Linked DNA regions of Homo sapiens: region 1 is linked to region 2. A link is a loop called in an ENCODE intact Hi-C map of the cell type or tissue named here. Cell type or tissue: K562. All regions are shown on one strand. Links, peaks and the distances in the headings refer to the core of each region. The heading gives the core; the rest is flanking DNA. Region 1 overlaps RNF144A (ring finger protein 144A). Region 2 overlaps RSAD2 (radical S-adenosyl methionine domain containing 2).

Region 1 (12,181 bases), core at 2,490-10,489, 110 kb after region 2:
GCAGTAGCATGCCTGGTGATAAGTAATACGATATTATTTCCTTTTTTTCCTATATATTTGCAAGATCATTGACCTGGTATGCTGCAGAAAAGCTACGTGTAAACCCTAAGCTTCTGATTGTGTAACATATTAGGAAATAAGTGGCATTTCCTCACCTAGAAATTAAGCTGATTTGGGGCATGGTCTTCCTTTGCACGTCTTTATGTCCCTTTGCATTATGTGTACTGCACATAGTGGGTGCTTTTTTGTGCACATAGCGGATATTTATTTAATTTTTCAAACATTTTTGAACACCTGGCTTGTGCCAGATGCCCTGGGTACGTAGGTAAGACATAATCCCTGCCCCCTCTGATCCCTTGCTCAGCATTAGATGCAGGTGTGGGCTGCGATCATTTGGGGCTTGAAGGGCTAGATTTGCAGTGTGGATAGTGGGTTACAGCACAGAGAGAACAGTGAATTCTGCCAGAAGTACTCAGGAAGGCTTCAGGGGCATTTGAACTATTTCCTTGAGAAAGCATGAACGGATAGAGCCACCATGGTGGGACCAGCGAAGGAAAGAGGGTGTTGGGGCATGATGGGTCCAGATTGAGAGGACTTTGCTAAGGTTTCTACTAGTCTAAAGCTCAGCAGAGACATACAGTCATGCGCCTCATCACCATGTTTTGCTAATGATAGACCATATATATAATGGTGATCCCATAAGATTACAGGAGCTGAAAAATGCATTCTGCCTAGTATTTACTATTCTGTACTTTTTTATCGTTATTTTAGAGTGTACTACTACTTATGAAAAAATAAGAGAGGTGTGGAACAGCCTGAGGCAGGTCCTTTAGGAGGCATCAGAAGAAGGCATTGTTGTTAATCTCATATGAGATGACAGCTCCATGGTGTTACTGCCCCTGAAGAACTTCTAGTGGGAGAAGATGTGGAGGTGGAAGCCAGTGACATGGATGATCCTGACCCTGTGTAGGTCTAGGCTAATGTGTTTGTGTCTTAGTTTTTAACAAAAAAAGTTTAAAAAAAATAAAAAAATTTACAAATAGAGTAAAGCTTACAGAATAAGGATATTAAATACATATATACACACACATGTATTTGTACTATGTATATATTTGTACGTATATATACACATATATATATTTGTACAGCTGTGTTCGTATTTTAGGCTAAATGTTATGAGAATAAAAAAGTTGAGAAAATGAAAAAGTTTACAAAGTAAAAAAGTTACAGGAAGCTAAGGTTAACTTATTGAAGAATGGAGTTTTTATCTGAATTGAGTGTAGCTGAAGTATAGAGTGTTTATAAAGTCTGTAGCAGCAGTAATGGCTGGGCCTTCACATTCACTCACCACTCACTCACCCGGAGTAGCTCCCAGTCCTGTGAGCTCTATTCATGGTAAGCGCCCTGTATAAGTATATGATTTTTTACATCTTTTATAGCATATTTTAAACCTCTTCTATGTTTAGAAATTTAGATGTGCAAATACTTAGTATTGTCGTTAATATGCGAAAATACTTGTAATTGCCTACGGTATTCAGTACAGTGGCACAGCACCCTGTACAGGTTTGTAGCCCAGAGCAATAGGCTGTGCCAGCTAGCCTAGGTGTGTAGTAGGCTATGCCACCTAGGTATATGTTACTACATTCTATAATGTTTGCACAGTGACAGAATCCTCTAAGGATACATTGTTCAGAATGTATTCTCTTCTTGGACAACTCATGACTGTAACTGGCAAGGACTAGAGGGCTCCAGACTAGCTGTATGTGAGCAAAGCCTGCGAGAGGGCAGCATGCTTTGCCACCTGCCATGTGGCCACTCTGGGCCTTCCTTGGGTTATCAAGGTTGGGATCTAAAGGGGGCATGCATTTTCTTATGATCCCCACTTTTCTGCACGCTTTGTTTCCATTAGTAGCCATTGTTTGGCTATTGTGTGGGGACCACAAGTTATGGTAGAGCAGGCAATCAACTGGAAAACCATGAGTGTCGCTGGTTCTCAGATTAGCTCCCAAACTAATGAATGGGGAACCTTGGGCAAGTCCTTTAACTTCCCTCTCTCCTCTTGCTTTCTCATCTCTGAAAGAAAGGTGGGACTCTTTGGTCTCTGAACTGTGAGTTACATGGACTTTGTCACTTGCTGTCCCACTGCCACTGCCTTTGCGTGTGCACTCAGATTCTTCCTGCGGCCTGTGTGGACCCCACAACTCTATGCAGCTCAAACCAGGCAGAGGCCTCTTTTGCTTTCATCTCCATCCAGGGTCTCCTCACTGTGGTAGCAAAATGGTGGTGGCTGCAGATGTCACTTACTCCCCTGTCCATAAGTGGGGAAAGAGAAGGTCTCTTTCAGTAACTCCTGTAGATAAAACAGAGACTTCCTTCCCCAGCAAATAACCTTCCAGCTCTATTGGCTGCACCACCCTATCTGATCCTACTTCTGGGTCCTTAAGATGGGATCTAGTAACTGGCTTAGAGTCTGGCCCGACTCTAGGATCCAGTCCACCAGATCAGATGGCCAAGATGGGCAGAGGAATTTCCTGAAAGAAGTTCAGGGTGTCCCTTCCAAGAGGGCAAACCTGCGACTGCATTCTTGATTTGAAACTTATCCTGTACAGGAAGCGCCTTCCTGAGTGAAAATGCCTGACATCATCTGGTCCCTGCCTTTTCTTTTGCCTTTTTCTGCCTTTTTCCCCAGCTTCCTAGCTCCATTGCGGATGCTCCTCCCCCTTTCTCAATTTCCCATACTGAGCCATCCTAAACTACAGGACTTCGACGTTTCTCAGCTCTTCAAACATCTGGAGCTTAAACTTACAATAGCATTTCACATACTGTGTGGCGGTTGTGTTCCCTGATCTATAACTTCCTCTAAAGGAGCTTTTGAAGAGAAGGGGTTTTCTTATGTTCTGCTTTTTCATAAATGTTGGCACATAATGGCCCTCCAAAAAAAATGTTGATGCTCACACATTACATACTTGAGTTCCAAGTGGCTTAAGGCAGGTAAGAGTGAGGTGGTTCTCTTTCTAGTCTTATTTTTACAATTATAACTGCTGCTGCTATGGTTTTATCTCTGCATTTTCTGTGAGATGTATCTAAGAAATCATAGCGTCGTCAGATTAAGAAGAAACTAAATATCTTACACTGTGATATTGGCCTGCCCTGGTAAGAGTGAATGGTGGGAAATAGTTTTCAAAGTGTTCTTCAGCTGAAGGTCCCTCTGTTCAAATGAAAGTCTACATGAAAGCCTAGTATATGCAGAATGGTTGAAGCCAAGCTTGCTCTTTCAGTATGGAGTTTAGGCACTAGGAGGCTGTCTGATCATGTCTGCTCTGCAGGCTGGCTCCTGGGGTTCCGAGGACCATCGGTGGGCTTCCCAGGCCTCTCTTCTGGGGTCTGAGAGGTTCAGAGATGCGTGAATCCAGCCATCAGAGTTGCCTCTCCTAAGCAGAGGGCCTCCTTTTAGTCTTGGTTTTTCGATGGGGAGAAGGCTGACTTGGAGGGTGGGATGACTTTAGGGTGCAAAGGATGAGTTCCAGGGCTGTTGCAAAGAGCGAAGCTTCCAACTGCCAAGCTGGCAGTTTCCAGCTGCCAAGATGCCTGCAAAGTAAAGAGCTGCCTCTGCAAGTCTGTTCCGTGTTCCCAGAACACAGAACAGCTTCCTGACCTCCTTTGTCTTAAGACCAGCACCCGTACCCCTCAGATTCCCTGCTGACAACTCACAGGCTACAACCAGAGTTGTCTTCATTTTTATCCATGGCTCTTAGAGTCCTTCTAAAACTTTAGCTTATTGCTTCATCTCACTTCTCATAAAAACCTGTGAAATAGGCAGGATTCTCCATCTCATGAGAGGACGCTGCAGCTCAGAGACATGAAGGGGCCTGCCCTGGAGTGAGGTGCTTGCTGGAAAGCCTGACTTGGGTGCACCTGCTCCTTGCATATCTGCCACTCTTTTTTTTTTTTTTTTAACTTGTGGTATTGATGAACTGAAGTGCTGTTAGAGAATTGCACATACCCTAATTTACACACACATTCAAAGTGTTTTTCTCGGTGGCATCATTCCTTTAATGAAAAGCATTTTTTCCTCGTGTTGCCCCTGAAATCATGACAGCTATGCTCTGTCCCAGTCTAAAGCCCGGATCCCAACAATCTCTGTTACCCAGAATGTAGCCCAGAACCTCCATGAAGCAGAACAGCTTGACGAGGGTCTGGAGTTGTCGGAGTTCCTGCACATTAATCTTGGCAGAGGACTTCACTCAGAGCCCAGGGATGCTGTAGTTATAACTTTTTCTAACTTGATGTGTATTTTTCCTAATCAAGAGTATGAAAAACTAAAATGCGGAGGATGAACAATTCTCTACACAGTTAACAAGAAATGACAGTTTGTAACCTGATGACACAGGATAAGTGGCAGGCCAGAAGATCTCAGCCTGTGCTGCAAAATGCTCCTGGGACACTGACAGGTGTGTCACCAGGACCTGTGTTTTGGGAAGGGACACCTGCCTCCTCAATGTCAGGGCAGGAGAGGGTAAGGGCCCTGTGACTCCTGCCTCCGATGCCCGTACTGGCCTCAGAGGAGAGTTGTGGCCCCGCTACCCCAACCCTTGCTGGTCTTCACAGGTGGGTCCTGGTACCCCAACCCCGAGCCCCTTCACTGCCTCCCTCCCTCACTGGGACCTCTGGGACCAGGCTGGCAGCCACTGTCCTCTCTCCATGGCCACCTCCCCAAAGCCTCCCATCCTCCCTTCCCTGTCCATGGCCTGCCATTCCAACAGTATTCTCTGAAATAGACACTCAGTCTATTTAAGTGGGGCTCCTTACCTTCTTCCACCCTCTGACATTGAGGAGGTAGGTGTCCCTTCCCAAAACACAGGTCCTGGTGACAAGCATGGGCCTATACCTTGAAGTAGGCTGTCTCTGCACTAGAAATTTGATGTCTATTAAGGGTCCATGAGAAAATGCCGATTCCTGATAGTGGCTTTGCTCAGAAAGTGAGCCAAGGGATGAAGGGCCACTCTGGAAGCCTTTGCACACCCTGCCCTAGTTAAGGTCAGAGAGTGCCTTCCCACCCCCTCAGAACCCTGCCCCTTCCCACCTGGCAAGGATCCTTGGGATCTACTTCCTCTCCCCATTTTGTGGACTTGACTCTTCACCCCAAAACCCTCCTCAGTGCTTTCTTCCAGGAGGCCTGTCTAGGACCGACAGCAGGTAGCGTCCTCAACCCTGCCCCAATGTCAGCAGGATCCCTATCAGTCTCCCCAGCCCTTTCTTATACAATGGGTAAAGAGCAAACAAATAAAACTTTTGGTTTCATGATGGGATAGAATGATCTTCAGTTGTCTGGAAAATTCAGATCTTCCCAACAGAGGCTGAATTAAGAAAGTGTCACACGATTACAACTTAACCCTCTGCTGTTAGACATTCTGAGTATTTGCACGCCTACTCACATTGTCTCACACTCAGCCTCTCAAGCGCGTCTGTGCATGTGTCCCCTTCTGTCCAGGTCTTAAATTCGCACACACTCGATTTCACAGACACACTCATTTCACCTCCATTAAGAGTCTGACCCAGGGATCATCCTGCCTCAGCTTTTAACCACCCTCAACATAGTACACTTGCCAAGCCACAATATGCCTTTCACCCAATGTCACAGCCTTGGTGTGGAGTGCATATATATTTGTTGAAGTGACAGGCCGAGTCCCTGCCTGTTCCTGCCTCTGATGTTGGTGCTGTCTGTGTGCACACCCTGCTACCACACTGCCTCTGTTCCGTTCCCCTGGGAGGTCTTCGTGATGAAGCCGTGGCTGGGTGAAATATGCATTTTTGCTCCTCTGTGAATCCGGGTTTTCATATTGAACAGATAGAACAAACGGGCCGCGCTGCCCACACCACCGCTTCTCTTGCAGCTTGTTTGGAAGCTGAGGCTGCAGGAGCGAGCTCCTTGCTAAGGAAGGAACATGCATTCTCTCAGAAGTCTTCCCTCTCCACCAGCCCAGCACTGCCTCCAGAGGTGAGGGGAAGGCAGCTGGACAGTTCACTAGTCCCTGTGGTATAGTGGAAAGCACAGTCTCCACGTCAGTGTCTTCCCCTTGTGGTTGGCGAGGGGGAGGAAAAGCCCAGTGGCGTCCCTAGAGAGCCAGATCTTCCTGGCTGTCACCCCCATCTCACCCTGTCTCTGGCTTCCCGGGCTCAGTCTTCAGAGCCTATCACTGCCTCTTTGGCTGCCGCCCAGACCTCAGGACAGGCAACTGTGAGAACAAAGAGCGGCCTTCCTCCTTTTTGGCAGCGGGTGCGTGGTCACATGTGCAGGCCTCCTCGGGAACGTCCAGCTTCTGGTGGCTTTTGTAGACCGCAGTGTAGCTGCAGGCCCGGCTGCAGGTTGTGCCCAGTCCCTTACCCTCCAGCTGTCCCCTCACAAACACTTCCCTGAAGCTCTGCTGACACAGTGCCCTGATTAAGAACCGCAGGCCTGACCGGTCACACTGGCCTTCCTGCCCCGAGTGGGTTCTTATAAAGCAGCCGTGGATGACACAGGCCCCCTCCCGACACGGTGCACTCTCCACTGCCTGCAGGAGTGAGCCCTGCCGCTCCACTCAGCACTGCTGCTGCCTCCTGGCCTACTGCACCCCATGCTTCCCTGTCCCCCCGGGCCAGATGCTGTTCCTGAGCACACCCCTTCTGGTGGAGCCTGCTTCCCTTTCTCCTGACTGCTGTTTGTCTTGGACAAACTCAACACTGGAAGGGGCGGTCTCTTCCTCGTATAAGGAGATGGAATAAACAGCCTCCGCATCCAGTCCTGCTGTCGTGCCTTGCTCCTGAGACCTCTGAATGGCCAGGGAGCCGGGGCTCTGGGCATCCTCCTGGCCTCCACCCCAGGTCCCTGCATGCCACCCCACAAAAGCAGGTGCTCAGTGCTAGCTGCTGAATGGACTTGAGAATCCCAGATAAGTGACAGGCTTGCTACTGCTAACTTCCCACCTGGAGTTCTTGAAAGAGAGTGTTTAACACAAAATCATTCCGTCCACATCTTCACTGAGCATCTACAGTCACCAGCCACCGTGTGAGGGCCGCATAGGGCCACAGAGGCATTACCCCTGGCCTTATCTACACTGCAGGAGATGAGGTGTGCACTCACCCTCCACATGGGTGACAGGAGACCCATACACAGCATGCGGGCTGGAAGACTCTGATGATGGAAATTGTGCATAGGTAGAATGAGGTTAAGTAGGTGGAGGATACTGAAGGGGTAAGAAGAACTAGTATTTGCCGGGGCCTTACTTTATATAGGGCAAAATCCACCCTTCCAGCAAGGATGCCACCTGCAAAGCAGGATCATCTTGTTCTGTAGCTGAAGGGACTTAGTCTTAGATAGCTTAGGAAAAAGGTAATGCAGGGGAGCAGCACGCCGATCATGACCTGAAGCAGCTGACTGTGAGCCTGCCTGCCTCCTGCACACCACCCAAGGCTGTGGTGAGAGCACAGGAGGCGGCGGGTCTAAAGGCTCGACAGAAGCAAGAACTCATATAGATGGGAGCGTTTATTTTACGCATAAAGTCTGGGGCTTTTTTTTTTTCAAGAACCTTATAAAAACAAACTTTATAATTTGAACTCTTCAGCTTGTGAGTGAAGTCACAGTCCTACATCCTTGAGGAAAGTGATCCTTGCCAGAACATGTACTGTGCAGCTTGCTGGGCAGTTTGCTGCAGGTTCCCAGGGCCATCCAGTGAGAGTTGCCAGGGGGATTCCCATGAGGCTGTCCTCAGAAGGGAAGGCTGTGCAGGAGGTCGTGCCTCCAGCCTCCTTAACCACAGCCCTCCAGCCTGTGCTGAGGACCCGGCTTGTATGGCCCTGCGGTGGTGGTGTGTAGCTAGCACACCTCTGTCTCAGGGCTCCAGCCCTCCTGCTGGGGCTCAGAGGAATGCCTGTTGCCAGGTGTCTGGCTACTCTGTGTGTGTTCTACTCATCTTTGTGTCCTTCCATTCACCCTCTATCTGCAAGGCTTTGATTCATCCCTTGCTATTTGCCAGCACTCTGTTAGGTATGGGGAATAGAAAGATAAATAATTAATAGTTCTTGTTTTCAAAGAATTCACCATCTACTAGAGGAGAAACATAAACAGACCATGGATTATTGATGGCTCTAGAAAGGCTGAGAGAAACCCTTGCGGAGCGTGTAAGCAATATTCCGGAGCACCGCTGTCTCCGGGGTACTGGAGCTGTGGAGTGATTGTCCCTCTATCTGCCAAGCTTATCCCACAGTATTAGGAAGTGGAGGCACTGGGAGAGAAAGGTCCATGCTAGAGCCACATGTCTGCTAAGTGGGTGAGCTACAATTTCAAGGCAGCCTTGTGTGTGATTCCAGGGTCTTTGCTCCCAACCACTGTTCATGGGGCTTTTGCTGCTTCAATTTGGACCTGCCTGCGTGTAATGTTTGTGTTAATAAATCGTGGATCCCAGATAAGCACCTTTGAGCACAGTTTCTGGGCATTTTCTCCTGCTTTTAGGATCATCAGTAGCCAGCAGGCCTTCGTGTGAAAAAGCAGACAAAAATCAGACTCGCTGTAGTTTTAGGCGAGGCAGATATTTCTCTGTGGCCACTTCTCCTTGGCAGGAAACTTCTGACGCACCGGAGGTATATTAGCAAATCAGCAGTGCTGTCTCGTCATCAGGTTTCAAAGAGTTGGAAACCAAAGTGGAAAATGAAATTCCTGGAACATTCTGTGGCTTACCCCCCTTTCTTCCCTCTGTGTGGCTGATGCCTTTTTTCCTGCAATGCCTTTGACCCTCTGGCCAACTTTTCATCTCTGGGAAGCCTTCCCTGATCCCACCCAGGTGGGACCCCTCCTCTCTACCCCTGTAGTGGCCCATTAGAGCCTCCCTGCCCCCTTGAAGTGGCCCCATGAGAGCACGGAGCACAGTGCATTGTGATGATGATCTGTGCATGCCTCTTTCCCCTACACTGGGCTGTGCGGGTCTCAATAGCATTTGCAGCATTGCAAATGGATCATTGCATTTGCAGCAGCATGAACATGAACATACAAAGGAGAGGTTCTCGGGGTTGACTGACACTATGCCCCTTTAAAGTACATACAATTCCTTGTTCTACAGAAAAAGTTTATGAGGTAAACAGAAAATATGTATTGAATGATTGATTTTGAAAGTGTTCTTTTAAAAACAATAAATTTTATTGTATATATTTGAGGTTTATAACATAGTATTATGGGATACATATAGATAATAAAATGGTCATATAGTGAAGCAGCTCAGCGTATTCATCATCTCACATAGTTGCTTTTTACGGTGATGGGCACCTAAAGTCTACTCACTTACTAACAATCCCTGATATGATACAATTGTATTAAAGTTAGTCCTCATGTTGTATGTTATATCTCTAAACTGGCTCATGTAAAAGTTTTCAATTGAGGAGTAAGTATACAAAAAATGTACAACAGACAAACATAAAACCTCACCAGCCTTGGAATCAGCCACATGTGGGTTTGAGCCCTAGTGCTTCTATTGAGCTGTTGTTGATGTCTCTGAGCCTTGGTTTTCTCATCTGTCATGTGAGCATGGTAACACGCCATATGACTTTTGTGCATGTTTACTGAGCTAACATAGGTAATGCAATTCACGTAGAATCTAGGACTTAGAAAGCATTTGTCTACTGCTATCTATAATGAGTGCAGTAGTAGGAAAATGTGTCAGTATCTGCTTTTAGGCTGTGTATTTTACAGAAGTTTCTCTGTTTACCTATTTTTGTGCTCATTTCAAGACATCTTTTTGCAATTAGAATGAAAACCATAGCTTGTGAGTCATGACCCACTTTATATCTGGAAGAAAGCTGGGCTTGTTTTTGATGGATGCAAGGTCAGGCGCTTGGAACGTCATCTCTCTTTATGTAGTGAACAAATTGATATTCCCAGAACATAATCCTTTTGCAGATTGTACAGATAGCTGCATCCTGATGACACATGATGTTCACTCTTGGGTAGCTTTGAAACCCAGACATGACTCACTACTTGTTGCATATGGGTGTACGCTTCATGCCACTTTTAATTGTTGTATTTTGCTTCTTAGGATGCGTCATGTTTTATCATTATATACTGATCCGCACAATATCCTGAGAGTCTTCAGCATCGTATATTGGTTTAACGCACTCCAGTATCCTCCAGAGACCCCATTTAGACAAACTTCATAATAGAAAGTAAAATAATGATCTTGTTGCTAAGGTTTTGGGATTTTTAAATACCTATAACTGTAAGAGACAAATCACGTAAGTAGACAAAAAAGAGACAACAGCCACTATTTACTTAGCTGGTGCTGTCTACCAGGAATTATGCCAGGTGCTTTCATAGATTACTGTCACAACAGCGCAGGAAGATGGGCCTTCTGGTTTTATTGTCAAGTGCAGGGAGATGGGCCTTCTGGTTTTATTGTCAAGTGCAGGGAGATGGGCATTCTGGTTTTATTGTCAAGGGAGCTGTTGCTCAAACTCTGACTTGAGGGACAAGGATTGGTTGAGCCTGTCTGGCTCTGAAGCCTACAATCTTTCTCCCTTGTCATGTGGCACCCAATCATAAACAGAAAGTTCCACTGATCTGCCAACTGTTCTGCTCATTGTTACAATGGTTCACCACTCTAGTAGTCCGCAGCGCCACTGCCACTTAACACGTCTGCGGATGGTTCCCAGAACCAGGCTGCAGCCCTGCTGGAGGCTGGGTGTGACTCCTCTCTTGCTCATCATCTGCCTCTCCCTTGTTCTGAAAGAAGTCTTTGCATTGGTTTTAATGAATTTATCTCTGAAAATTCTGCCATCTGGAGTCTCACGTAGAACTCCAAGCCTGGGGTCGTCCATACTCACTACTCTGGGAAATGTCTTCATAAACCATAGGTTGGTAAAATGTAGATGATCTGTGAAAACCTAAGTTTAGGGCCACTGCAATCATCAGAGCCCAGGCAGATCAAAAGAACACAGGCTGGAACACAGGGTTCAGTGTGGAGCCACCAACATTGTAATTTGTACTTGAAGTTACAGCTCTTGAGAAAAGCTTTGGGAAGTGGCTCTTTCTGAGGATTGCCTTGATTTTTGTTTTTTAAAGAAATTGCAATCTGGAGTCTTCAATGAATGAAATATTCTATTTTGCTAGGATGGGGAGAATTACCAGTTTAGATCAAATTATTCTTTATATATCAAGCATATACTCTTCTCTGTGTATTCTTCTATACTTTTTCACTTGCCTAATATTCTTACAACTCCACTGTGAGGTAGGTTAAACCACCCTAAATTGCAGATCAGGAAAATAAGGATGGTAGAGAGAGATTAATAGGCTTGTTCTAAACATGGAGGTAGAAGGAATTGCAGTTGAATTTCCATTTAGACCCATTCATTAGTAATAATCATGCATTCTTGTAATAAAATGGATTATACGTTTTTGCGGGGAGATGTCAGCTCAGCAAACATAGCTTATTAATTTTTCTTGATTAATTGCTATTATATTTTAATAATGGTATTGTAATATTATATATTGTTGCTAATATGAACTTTAAATATACTGGGACTGTGATTAAAGTTGATTTGGGGATGCCGTTGTAGGATTTTACATCATTTTCTATGCTCTTTGAGTTCTTATATAAGCTCTACATCTAGTTTCTCTTGGTAGTGAGCCTAGCTGGCAAAGGCCGTATTGTTTCTTCTCATTGCTGTTTATAATATGCTTTTCAGGGAAACACTAGATTTCTAAGACTAGTAGACTTTGTAAAGCAGGAGTGAAGACCACAGAATCTTTTATATTAACTCTACTTCATGTCCTTCACTTCTTCTTGTTTTGCTTACTTCAGGCTTTAAGCAGTGCCCCCAAGTAGGTAAGGTAGGTAGTGAGTAATTGCCTGGTAAGTGAGGCACCCTGAGTGAGGAATGCCAAATACAGTTGGGTTCTCAGCAGGGAGATCATGGGCATTTTGTCTGAGCAAGCTTGGGTTCACATCGAGGCTCTGGGTACTATTTGTGTAAGTTGGCAACTTCCTCCTTTGCTGACTCAGTTTTCACATATGAAAAATGGAACAGTCATACCTTTCTTGTAAAAATGCTCTAAGGCTTCAGTGAAAGACTGAGAGATAAAATATTTAATGCAGTGCCTGCATCTTATAGGCATTTGAGAAATATTACCTCCCAGCCTCCCTTGCTGCCTTTCATC
Region 2 (11,410 bases), core at 3,411-11,410:
CTCCAGCAGCATGGGAGGAGAGGGCTCCTTCTACTCCCCCATGCCCAATCCCACACCCTCAATATTGTTCCCCTTCCAGCTCCTACGGCTTGCTTTTCTCCTGCAGAAGCCCTTCCAGTCTAGCTGGCTGATTCTGGAGTCAAAGTCCCTGGAAAAAAATGCCTGTGCTGTATGTCTTCTTTGATAGTCAAGTCTGCTCATGATTCAAACCTACATGGAAGGGCACTCCCTCCCTGCCAGGCCTCTCCTTACCCTGAGCCTGGATGGGGCATGAGGATGGGTGACAACCCCTCCCAAGATGCTCACAGTCTATTAAGGAAGACACCATGAAAGCAAATAGCAAAATTATCCTATGACCAGGGGCCAGTGGAGGCAGATATCAAAAGACCGAGAAGCAAAAAAGAAGAGGAAAAATAAAGAGTGAGCAAAAAAGGCAACATGAAGTGTTGACAATTTCTTCTCATCTGACTATAGTGGCATCTGAGTGGTTCAGACGATGATATTAGTGAAATTCTGTGTAGAATCATCCTTTCCATGGAAACCCTTTAGATCTGGGTTTGTCCTGCCTCTGTGTTGGGTTGGCTGTCACCCTTTGTCACCTTGGGCAAGTCTCTTCACTTCTTGCCTTTTCTAGGACTGACTTTTATTTTCAAATGATGGTAGTATGTATAGAATAATACACTGTCCACACTCTTACACACACATTTGTTTACTTAAAAGACTGTTGAAAGAGAATATTAATGATTTTGAAAAACTGTTCTTAGGTCTTACATGAAAAACAGACATATGCTAGAGGCCTTCATAAGAATATATTAAAAATCAGCAGAGAAAACAATGTTTTTAAAATGTGTTTTTCTGGGTTATGGGATTACACATGATTTATTTTTATGCTCTTTTATAGTTTATATTTTTTCAATAAGTACCTATTATTTTGTTGTCTGAAAATTTATGACTCAATCAAACATAATCTAGACAAGTTTTTGAAAGTTTATATTTTAATAATGTTTGTGCTTCTGACACCATATTCCTAAATTTCAGGGCTAGCTTTCATTTCCCCAAAGTAATATCTTTCTAGAATGTTCCTCAGCTCGTAGAGTCTCTTTGCTCAGAAGAGATGAAGCTTGAAAAGGGGGAGTGAGGTTTGGGGGAAAACACGATGGAAAGCTCTCTGCAAAGCAAACACTACCATTGCCTTTCAGGTGTTCCAGTGCCTCTTAATTGAGGGTGAGAATTGTGGAGAAGATGCTCTAAGAGAAGCAGAAAGATTTGTTATTGGTGATGAAGAATTTGAAAGATTCTTGGAGCGCCACAAAGAAGTGTCCTGCTTGGTGCCTGAATCTAACCAGAAGGTTGTATAAAGCAAAAGTTGTTTTCTTTGTCATCATACATTCAGATTGATTCCCAAAAGGGAAGTCTCTCAGCCAAGGACCCCACACATTGTTATTTTAGAGGGTTCGGTGGTGAGAAATGGGAGGAATGCCATGTCAGGGCAGATAGGGCTGAGGGCTGCCATTGACTCTGCCACCTCCCAGCTGCAGGGTCTTTAGAGAGCTTCAGTTTCTCTATCCACGATGGATAGAGTGGTACTTTGCAGATGATACAACTGTATATAGATTCATGTAGATATTCTTGCTATATGATTCATATAAGTATAATGTCCCTATGTGTCATACATGCATGACATAACCCCTAAACATAGAAAGAACTAACGAACGCCACTCTGTTGATATCAACATTATCACTTTATTTAGTTGAATAATCTCTATGTATAATTTTGTTATGTTGCACAGAATGTAGAAGAAATGTTTCCCATTTAGTTTTCTAATGTAATGACAATTGGATCCATCCTATTAGCACAAATTTCATACACCGATAAAACAAGGTTGGCCAAAACATGTCTACACTGTGGAGCTTCAGGTATAACTAGAAGCCGGGTATCTAAAAATGTGTTCTCAGAAGCTACAGGAAAAAAAATCCATTAATAAGGAACCTCCTTATTAATGAAAGATACAAACTTTAAAAAAATTATGATAGTATAATTGAATCCATAAAATTAAAAATATGTCACACATATCATAAAATTAAAAGTGAAATATGTTAACATGATATACTGAATTGTATAAAATAAAGTATTATATATAAAGTTATTTAAATCAATAAGAATCTATGAACACCAAAAAAAGCAAAACATCCAATGGGCATAAATAGATAATTTACAGAAAAAAAACAAATGGTGAATAAACATTTTAAGAGTATTTGATATTGTCTATATTCAAGGAAATACAAAATAAAATATGAAGCATAAAGTTGCAGTAAGAGAGGCAAGTTCATATTGTTAGCAAGAGTATAAATTATTGCAACTTTCCTAGAAAACGAATTGCTAACTTTATAACCTTTAAAATAGCCCATATTTGAATTTAGAAATTCTACCTTAAAACAAGAGAAATATTCACAGAACTAGAGAAGTACTTATGTAAAGATATGTTACTGCAGTATTAAGAATAATACCGGCCGGGCGCGGTGGCTCACGCCTGTAATCCCAGCACTTTGGGGGGCTGAGATGGGCGGATCACGAGGTCAGGAAATCGAGACCATCCTGGCTAACACAGTGAAACCCCATCTCTACTGAAAATACAAAAAATTAGCCGGGCGTGGTTGCGGGCGCCTGTAGTCCCAGCTACTCGAGAGGCTGAGGCAGGAGAATGGTGTGAACCCGGGAGGCGGAGCTTGCAATGAGCGGAGATCGCTCACTGCAGTCCAGCCTGGGCGACAGAGCGAGACTCTGTCTCAAACAAACAAACAAACAAAAAGAATAATACCAAAAAAAAATAAAGATAGCCTGTCATTCAGCATACAGAGAATGAGTAAGTCTGTAGGTTCACAGAATGAAATGTTACACTGACTAACAAGCATATTCCAAAAATTTTTAAGTGACAAGGAGAAATTCTGATAATATAATAGTAGGTACAGATAAAAAACAGTATGCAAAATTAATTTGAAGTTTAATCCTGATGTGTAAAAAAAAGTATCTCTACATATTCCTTTGGTTATCTTGGAGTAGTGGAATTATAAGTAGTTTTATTCACCTTTATAACTTTTTGAACTTTAAAATTTTGTAACTTAAGTATTAGTTTTATTATTTTAAAAACAGCTTCTCCATCTGCCATCCAAAAATACATATACAGGAAAATCTCTACCCCATATGTTTAAGTAATGCTAGGAACTCAAAGAGCAGACATTCATTCCTTATGCTTTAGACTTCTGAGGCTCTAGGTAAATGGTTCAAGTTTAAAAGGTAATGTTGAAGTGAACATGAACAAGAAAATCTCAGAATGAAGGACAGGATGACCATCAAAAAGAAGAGAAAGGGGGTAGAGGAGGTTTTCCTCTATGCACTATTTTATTTAATTTTTTAAAACTCCATCTTAATAGTTAATATGACATCAAAGAAAATTTGGTTGAGTACCTCCTTTGTAAGAGGGACTGTTAACCCTTTGACTCATTGCCATTTTCACTAATGCTTCATGAGCCAGGTTGTATCATCCCCATTGTATACATCAAGAGGCCGAGTGGTAGGTACTCATTTACCTGACTTGTATCAGGGGCAAAATCTGAATTTTGATGACCCCAAAGCCCACAAACCTTTTAGCCAGTTTGTTTCAAACTTCATCAAATCACCTGGGATCTTGTGAAAGGGCAGACCTCTACTCAGTGGGTCTGAGGTTGGCCCACCACTCTGCACCTTGAACTAGTTCCCAGATGATGCTGATGCTACTGGTACCCCACTAGACATTCAATAGCAGGTCTGCTCCCATCCCTTCCTAGGAGTTGGCAAATGCTGGCCCCAGGGATGGGTCTGGCCTGCCACCTGTTGTAGTACAGGATGCAAGTTAAGACTTGATGAGGGAAAACATCAAAACAAGAATCGTATTTGTGCCCTGTGAACATTATATAAAAGCTGGTTTTCTGGGTCCATAAATTAAGTTTCAGTGGAGCTCAGCCAAGCTATTTTTCTTATGTATCATCTGTGGTGGATTTTGGGCTGCAAAGCACAGTTGATTAGTTGTGACAGACTGTGTGGCCTGCTAAGCAGAAAATATTTGCTATCTGGCCCTTTACAGAAAACATTTTACAGACCCCTATCTACAAGAATAGGTATAGAAGGAATACCTTCCCATCAACAGTGCAGGTACAGCTTCTATATACCTATAGAAGTCATAACTGTTTGTAAGTAATGTTAGGGTAATAATAAAATCCTCAGGTAAATCGACCCTTTAGCTCCAAAAAAATAGCATTCAAGAGAGTTCTGCTTTATACATTGAAAAGGGAGAAATTAGATACATGGTGGACACAGTCATCAGAAATATCATGTAAAGAAGAAAAGGGCTCTCCCAAAGTGTGAAGGGTTGGGGAAATTGCCTTGGGGTTCAATGTCAGGGAAGCCTTCAGGATGAAGGTTCTGATGTGTGACCTTTTCAGCAAAGAGCAGAGAATCCAGGCCTGCTGTGATCTGTTGAAAACCGAATGCACACAAACAGAGCCTTGTCTTGTGAGGGCCATGCCAAAGGCAACTCAAGGGAAATGAGAAATGCTGGATCCAAAACAATACAATGCAAACACTACAGGTGGACAATTGAGCTCACATACTGAGAAATGCACCTGAAACTAAATTTGTATTAACTTCTCCTTTGCAGATGAAAGACTCCTACCTTATTCTGGATGAATATGTGAGTATTTCCAATGAGTTATAAAATTAAAACTTAATTAATTAATTAGCAGTAATGGCAGAGTTGAGTTCCATGAGCATAACTATCTAGTACCTATTTGTCCTTCTTAATTAGCACTTCACAGTTTGATAGTCAGTGATTATGATTATGCCAGAGCCCTCACTTCACAGGGTCAAATGTGGAGCTAAACACTGGAACAGAATAAGCTTCAACCCAGGTCCCAGCACTGATTTGCACTGAGCACCATATGATATTGTCTGCCATGTAACTATGCATCCGTGGATGTCACATTGAACCCGTTATCACACACAACAGAGTCATCTGTTATGTAGTCCTGGGCTGGAGGCTCTCCTGAGATAGGGCATCCAGCCTACTTTGAAGGAAGGCCATATCACTCTTCTCATTATCTTGGACAAACCAGGCACAGCCAGCTTGTCTTCTGATTGATAAACCTTGGCTTTCCTAAGGAGAGGCTTATGTTTCTGCTCCAAACACCACTGATATTATTCCTACCCCCACTGCCTTCCAAAGGAAGAGGGAAACCTACCCTTCTCAAAACTGAAAAACAAATCACTTTCCCCTTTCCTCTGTCTTTTTTTTTCTAGATCTATAACCATTGCCACTCTTCCTAGCAAAGGACAAATAATTCCATTTGAAGACATATTTTAAAGAAATGAGCTCCAACAACCTTGAATTCCATATTTAAATTGGATTTGTTTTTTGGAGAAATACTTACTGTCACTTTTGATGTTTGCTTTTCTTTCTTTCTTTTCTTTTTTTTTCTGAGATAGGTTTTCCTGTCACCCAGGCTAGAGGGCAATGGCACAATCTTGGCTCACTGCAGCCTCAGCCACCTGGGCTCAGGTGATCCTTCTGCCTCAGCCTCCCAGGTAGCTGGTACTACAGATGTGCACTACCACACCCAGCTAGATTTTTATGTATTTTTTGTAGAGATTGGATTTTGCCATGTTGCCCATGCTGGCCTCTAACACTTGGGCCTCCCCAGATGCTGGGATTCCAGGTGTGGGCCCCCATGTCCAGCTGGTATTTTGTTATTTTCAAGTTAACCAATCATTGTTTATACCCATTTCATTTCTTAACAATATAAGCTTTCTTAATAGAGCATAAGGGAAAAGGTGATAAGGAAAACATTTAGTTTCTGGGTCCAAGGTAGAGAGGAAAATTCAAACAATTTATTTTTGGAGTGGAAATTATTATGATTGTCTAGTGATTTTGACCAGCATCCCTCAACAAACTCACTGGTCTCCACATATTTGGAAAACACATCGTTGAACCAAAATTTGCTTTTACCAATTGAATAACATTTTGCTTCAATAAGTATTACTTGAGCTCCTATGAAACACTCAGTGTAGGTCGTAAGGAGTGTGAAGAAATCGTTTCTGCCTACAGAGTAGAATAGGACAGACTAAAACAAATGAAAATGGATGGAATAAGATTAAAACAAAGAGCCTTCGCAGGTCATGGAAGACTCTTCTTGATCTGGCACCTGCCATGGAAGACTCCTCTTGATCTGGCACCTGCCTGCCTCAGCAGCACCTTTCTTTTCATCCTCTCTCCGTTTCTCAAAACAAGCCTTTATTAATATTTACATATATGCATGCATGCACGGATGCATGCACATCATTACTATTCCAGAAACACCGTCTACCTCCATTTCCCCAGTACATCATGCTATATCACACTTCTGTGCTTTTATGATACCATTCCCTCCAATTTAAAATCTCAACACATAATTCAGATGTTAGCATTTGGGGCAAGCCTCTCCTGATTACCCCTTCCCCCAGTGGAACTACATCTGCCCATGCGGGGCGCATATCATTCTGTTTATTGTGCGCTTAGGTGTCTACTGTACTTAGCCCAGCCTCTTCCACCAGACCATGAGCTGGTTGAGTAGAGAGATGGGGTCCAAGGGGTTCAATATCAGCCACAGATTTCAAAAGATACCTGTCGACATGACTGGAATATCAAAAGCTATTTGGGATTAATAGTCTAGATTGAGTTTTACAGGATTCATCACATGGAAATATACCAGTTTCTGTTATGAATTTTCTAGATGCGCTTTCTGAACTGTAGAAAGGGACGGAAGGACCCTTCCAAGTCCATCCTGGATGTTGGTGTAGAAGAAGCTATAAAATTCAGTGGATTTGATGAAAAGATGTTTCTGAAGCGAGGAGGAAAATACATATGGAGTAAGGCTGATCTGAAGCTGGATTGGTAGAGCGGAAAGTGGAACGAGACTTCAACACACCAGTGGGAAAACTCCTAGAGTAACTGCCATTGTCTGCAATACTATCCCGTTGGTATTTCCCAGTGGCTGAAAACCTGATTTTCTGCTGCACGTGGCATCTGATTACCTGTGGTCACTGAACACACGAATAACTTGGATAGCAAATCCTGAGACAATGGAAAACCATTAACTTTACTTCATTGGCTTATAACCTTGTTGTTATTGAAACAGCACTTCTGTTTTTGAGTTTGTTTTAGCTAAAAAGAAGGAATACACACAGGAATAATGACCCCAAAAATGCTTAGATAAGGCCCCTATACACAGGACCTGACATTTAGCTCAATGATGCGTTTGTAAGAAATAAGCTCTAGTGATATCTGTGGGGGCAAAATTTAATTTGGATTTGATTTTTTAAAACAATGTTTACTGCGATTTCTATATTTCCATTTTGAAACTATTTCTTGTTCCAGGTTTGTTCATTTGACAGAGTCAGTATTTTTTGCCAAATATCCAGATAACCAGTTTTCACATCTGAGACATTACAAAGTATCTGCCTCAATTATTTCTGCTGGTTATAATGCTTTTTTTTTTTTGCCTTTATGCCATTGCAGTCTTGTACTTTTTACTGTGATGTACAGAAATAGTCAACAGATGTTTCCAAGAACATATGATATGATAATCCTACCAATTTTCAAGAAGTCTCTAGAAAGAGATAACACATGGAAAGACGGTGTGGTGCAGCCCAGCCCACGGTGGCTGTTCCATGAATGCTGGCTACCTATGTGTGTGGTACCTGTTGTGTCCCTTTCTCTTCAAAGATCCTGAGCAAAACAAAGATACGCTTTCCATTTGATGATGGAGTTGACATGGAGGCAGTGCTTGCATTGCTTTGTTCGCCTATCATCTGGCCACATGAGGCTGTCAAGCAAAAGAATAGGAGTGTAGTTGAGTAGCTGGTTGGCCCTACATCTCTGAGAAGTGACGGCACACTGGGTTGGCATAAGATATCCTAAAATCACGCTGGAACCTTGGGCAAGGAAGAATGTGAGCAAGAGTAGAGAGAGTGCCTGGATTTCATGTCAGTGAAGCCAAGTCACCATATCATATTTTTGAATGAACTCTGAGTCAGTTGAAATAGGGTACCATCTAGGTCAGTTTAAGAAGAGTCAGCTCAGAGAAAGCAAGCATAAGGGAAAATGTCACGTAAACTAGATCAGGGAACAAAATCCTCTCCTTGTGGAAATATCCCATGCAGTTTGTTGATACAACTTAGTATCTTATTGCCTAAAAAAAAATTTCTTATCATTGTTTCAAAAAAGCAAAATCATGGAAAATTTTTGTTGTCCAGGCAAATAAAAGGTCATTTTAATTTAGCTGCAATTTCAGTGTTCCTCACTAGGTGGCATTTAAATGTCGCCTGATGTCATTAAGCACCATCCAAAAAGTCTGCTTCATAATCTATTTTCAAGACTTGGTGATTCTGAAAGTTTTGGTTTTTGTGACTTTGTTTCTCAGGAAAAAAAATATTCCTACTTAAATTTTAAGTCTATAATTCAATTTAAATATGTGTGTGTCTCATCCAGGATAGGATAGGTTGTCTTCTATTTTCCATTTTACCTATTTACTTTTTTTGTAAGAAAAGAGAAAAATGAATTCTAAAGATGTTCCCCATGGGTTTTGATTGTGTCTAAGCTATGATGACCTTCATATAATCAGCATAAACATAAAACAAATTTTTTACTTAACATGAGTGCACTTTACTAATCCTCATGGCACAGTGGCTCACGCCTGTAATCCCAGCACTTGGGAGGACAATGTGGGTGGATCACGAGGTCAGGAGTTCGAGAACAGCCTGGCCAACATGGTGAAACCCCGTCTCCACTAAAAATACAAAAATTAGCCAGGCATGGTGGCGTACACTTGTAATTCCAGCTACTCAAGAGGCTGAGGCAGGAGGATTGCTTGAACCCTGAAGGCAGAGGTTACAGAGCCAAGATAGCGCCACTGCACTCCAGCCTGGATGACAGAGCAAGACTCCGTCTCAAAAAAAAAAAAAAAAAAAAGCAAGAGAGTTCAACTAAGAAAGGTCACATATGTGAAAGCCCAAGGACACTGTTTGATATACAGCAGGTATTCAATCAGTGTTATTTGAAACCAAATCTGAATTTGAAGTTTGAATCTTCTGAGTTGGAATGAATTTTTTTCTAGCTGAGGGAAACTGTATTTTTCTTTCCCCAAAGAGGAATGTAATGTAAAGTGAAATAAAACTATAAGCTATGTTAAATACATTTTCAGCTGTTTTATCCACCATTATTCACAGGCCACGCCCACACCACCCCCACCCCCACCACCACCACCTAATGCACTGTCAGGATTTGCAAGGCCTTAATGTTTAAAATATTCAAATGTTAATTTCTCTTAAAGGGGAGAAATAAGGACTTCTAACATTAGAGTAAATTCAAATTCAGCCTATATAGTGTTTTGCTTTATGTTTTCAGTTTTAAATGTGAGTGTTAGTTTTGTAAAACACATTTAATTGGGAAAGCAAGGAACAATTTCACGGAGGTATCTTATGTGTTAAGGGAAGATATTTTATGTTGCATTTAATTCTTTCTTTTTTTAATCCAAAATTTTATTTGACCATGTTTGTCTAGAAGTGACAATATTGTTTCTTACGTTAACTAGAACTGGAGCCTGGAGATAGAAAATAAGTCTAGTTACATAAAAATTTTAAATTTATGCACATTTGAATTTATCAATTATGAATATATACACTCTACACAATGAATAGTGGAGAATAATGAAAGTAGCAAACCATTGTATATGTCAAAGTAATTTCTATAGCATATATATATGTGTGTGTATGTGTATGTGTATTATACTTTAAGTTCTGGGATACATGCGCAGAACGTGCAGGTTTGTTACATAGGTATACACGTGCCATGGTGGTTTGCTGCACCCATCAACCCGTCATCTATATTAGATATTTCTCCTAATGCTATCCCTCCCCTAACCCCCCACCCCCCAACAGGCCCCAGTGTGTGATGTTCCCCTCCCTGTGTCCATGTGTTCTCATTGTTCAACTCCCACTTATGAGTGAGAACATGCATTGTTTGGTTTTCTATTCTCGTGTCAGTTTGCTGAGAATGATGGTTTCCAGCTTCATCCATGTCCCTGAAAAGGACATGAACGCATCCTTTTTTATGGCTGGATAGTATTCCATGGTGTATATGTGCCACATTGTTTTTATCCAGTCTATCATTCATGGGCATTTGGGTTGGTTCCAAGTCTTTGCTATTTGTGAACAGCACTGCAATAAACATACGTGTGCATGTGTGTTTATAGTAGAATGATTTATAATCCTTTGGGTATATACCCAGTAATGGGATTGCTGAGTCAAATGGTATTTCTGGTTCTAGATCCTTGAGGAATCACCACAATGTCTTCCACAATGGTTGAACTAATTTACAATCCCACCAACAATATAAAAGCATTCCTGTTTCTCCACATCCTCTCCAACATCTGTCATGTCCTGACTTTTTAATGATTACCATTCTAACAGGCGTGAGATGGTATTTCTCATTGTGGTTTTGATTTGATTTGATTTCTCTAATGACCAGTGTTGTTGACCTTTTTTTCATATGTTTGTTGGCCACATAAATGTCTTCTTCTGAGAAGTGTCTGTTTATATCCTTTGCCCACTTTTGGATGGGTTTGTTTGTTTTTTTCTTGTAAATTTGTTTAAGTTCCTTGTAGATTCTGGGTATTAGCCCTTTGTCAGGTGGCTAAATTGCAAAAATTTTCTCCCATTCCATAGGTTGCTTGTTCACTCTGATGAAAGTTTCTTTTGCTGTGCAGAAGCTCTTTAGTTTAGTTAGATCCCATTTGTCAATTTTGGCTTTTGTTGCCATTGCTTTTGGTGTTTTAGTCATGAAGTCTTTGCCCATGCCTATGTCCTGAGTGGTATTGCCTAGGTTTTGTTCTAGGGTTTTTATGATTTTATGTCTTACGTTTAAGTCTTTAATCCATCTTGAATAAATTTTTGTATAAGGTGTAAGGAAGGGGTCCAATTTCAGTTTTCTGCATATGGCTAGCCAGTTTTCCCAACACAATTTATTAAATAGGAAATCCTTTCCCCATTGCTTATTTTTGTCAGGTTTCTCAAAGATCAGATGGTTGTAGATGTGTGGCATGATTTCTGAGGCCTCTGTTCTGTTCCATTGGTCTATATATCTGTTTTGGTACCAGTACCATACTGTTTTGGTTACTGTAGCCTTGTACTCTAGTTTGAAGTCAGGTCGCGTGATGCCTCCAGCTTTGTTCTTTTTGCTTAGGATTGTCTTGGCTCTATGGGCTCTTTTTTGGTTCCAAATAAAATTTAAAGTAGTTTTTCCCAATTCTGTGAAGAAAGTCGATGGTAGCTTGATGGATATAG

Evidence for each region. Peaks named below come from ENCODE experiments on the same cell type or tissue, not always from the same donor. Only the 100,000 strongest peaks of a DNase experiment are listed, where the experiment ranks them.
Region 1: a loop joins it to region 2, with 3 times the contacts of the local background. A loop is called at or near these places in 10 of 110 quality-filtered maps.

What each region holds. Positions count from the first base shown.
Region 1 is chr2:7,001,979-7,014,159 of GRCh38, forward strand. All of the region lies in intron 3 of RNF144A (ring finger protein 144A), which reads left to right. Among named protein-coding and RNA genes, the nearest start is that of GRASLND, 89 kb to the left of the region's middle. In K562, for the core only: a CTCF peak has its summit at 6,031; a DNase peak (open chromatin) is centred at 6,133.
Region 2 is chr2:6,888,977-6,900,386 of GRCh38, forward strand. RSAD2 (radical S-adenosyl methionine domain containing 2) reads left to right here. Exons shown (of 6, transcript NM_080657.5): 4 at 1,200-1,349; 5 at 4,695-4,727; 6 at 6,802-9,263. The coding sequence ends at 6,966. Among named protein-coding and RNA genes, the nearest start is that of RSAD2, 17 kb to the left of the region's middle. In K562, for the core only: a CTCF peak has its summit at 8,379; a DNase peak (open chromatin) is centred at 5,065.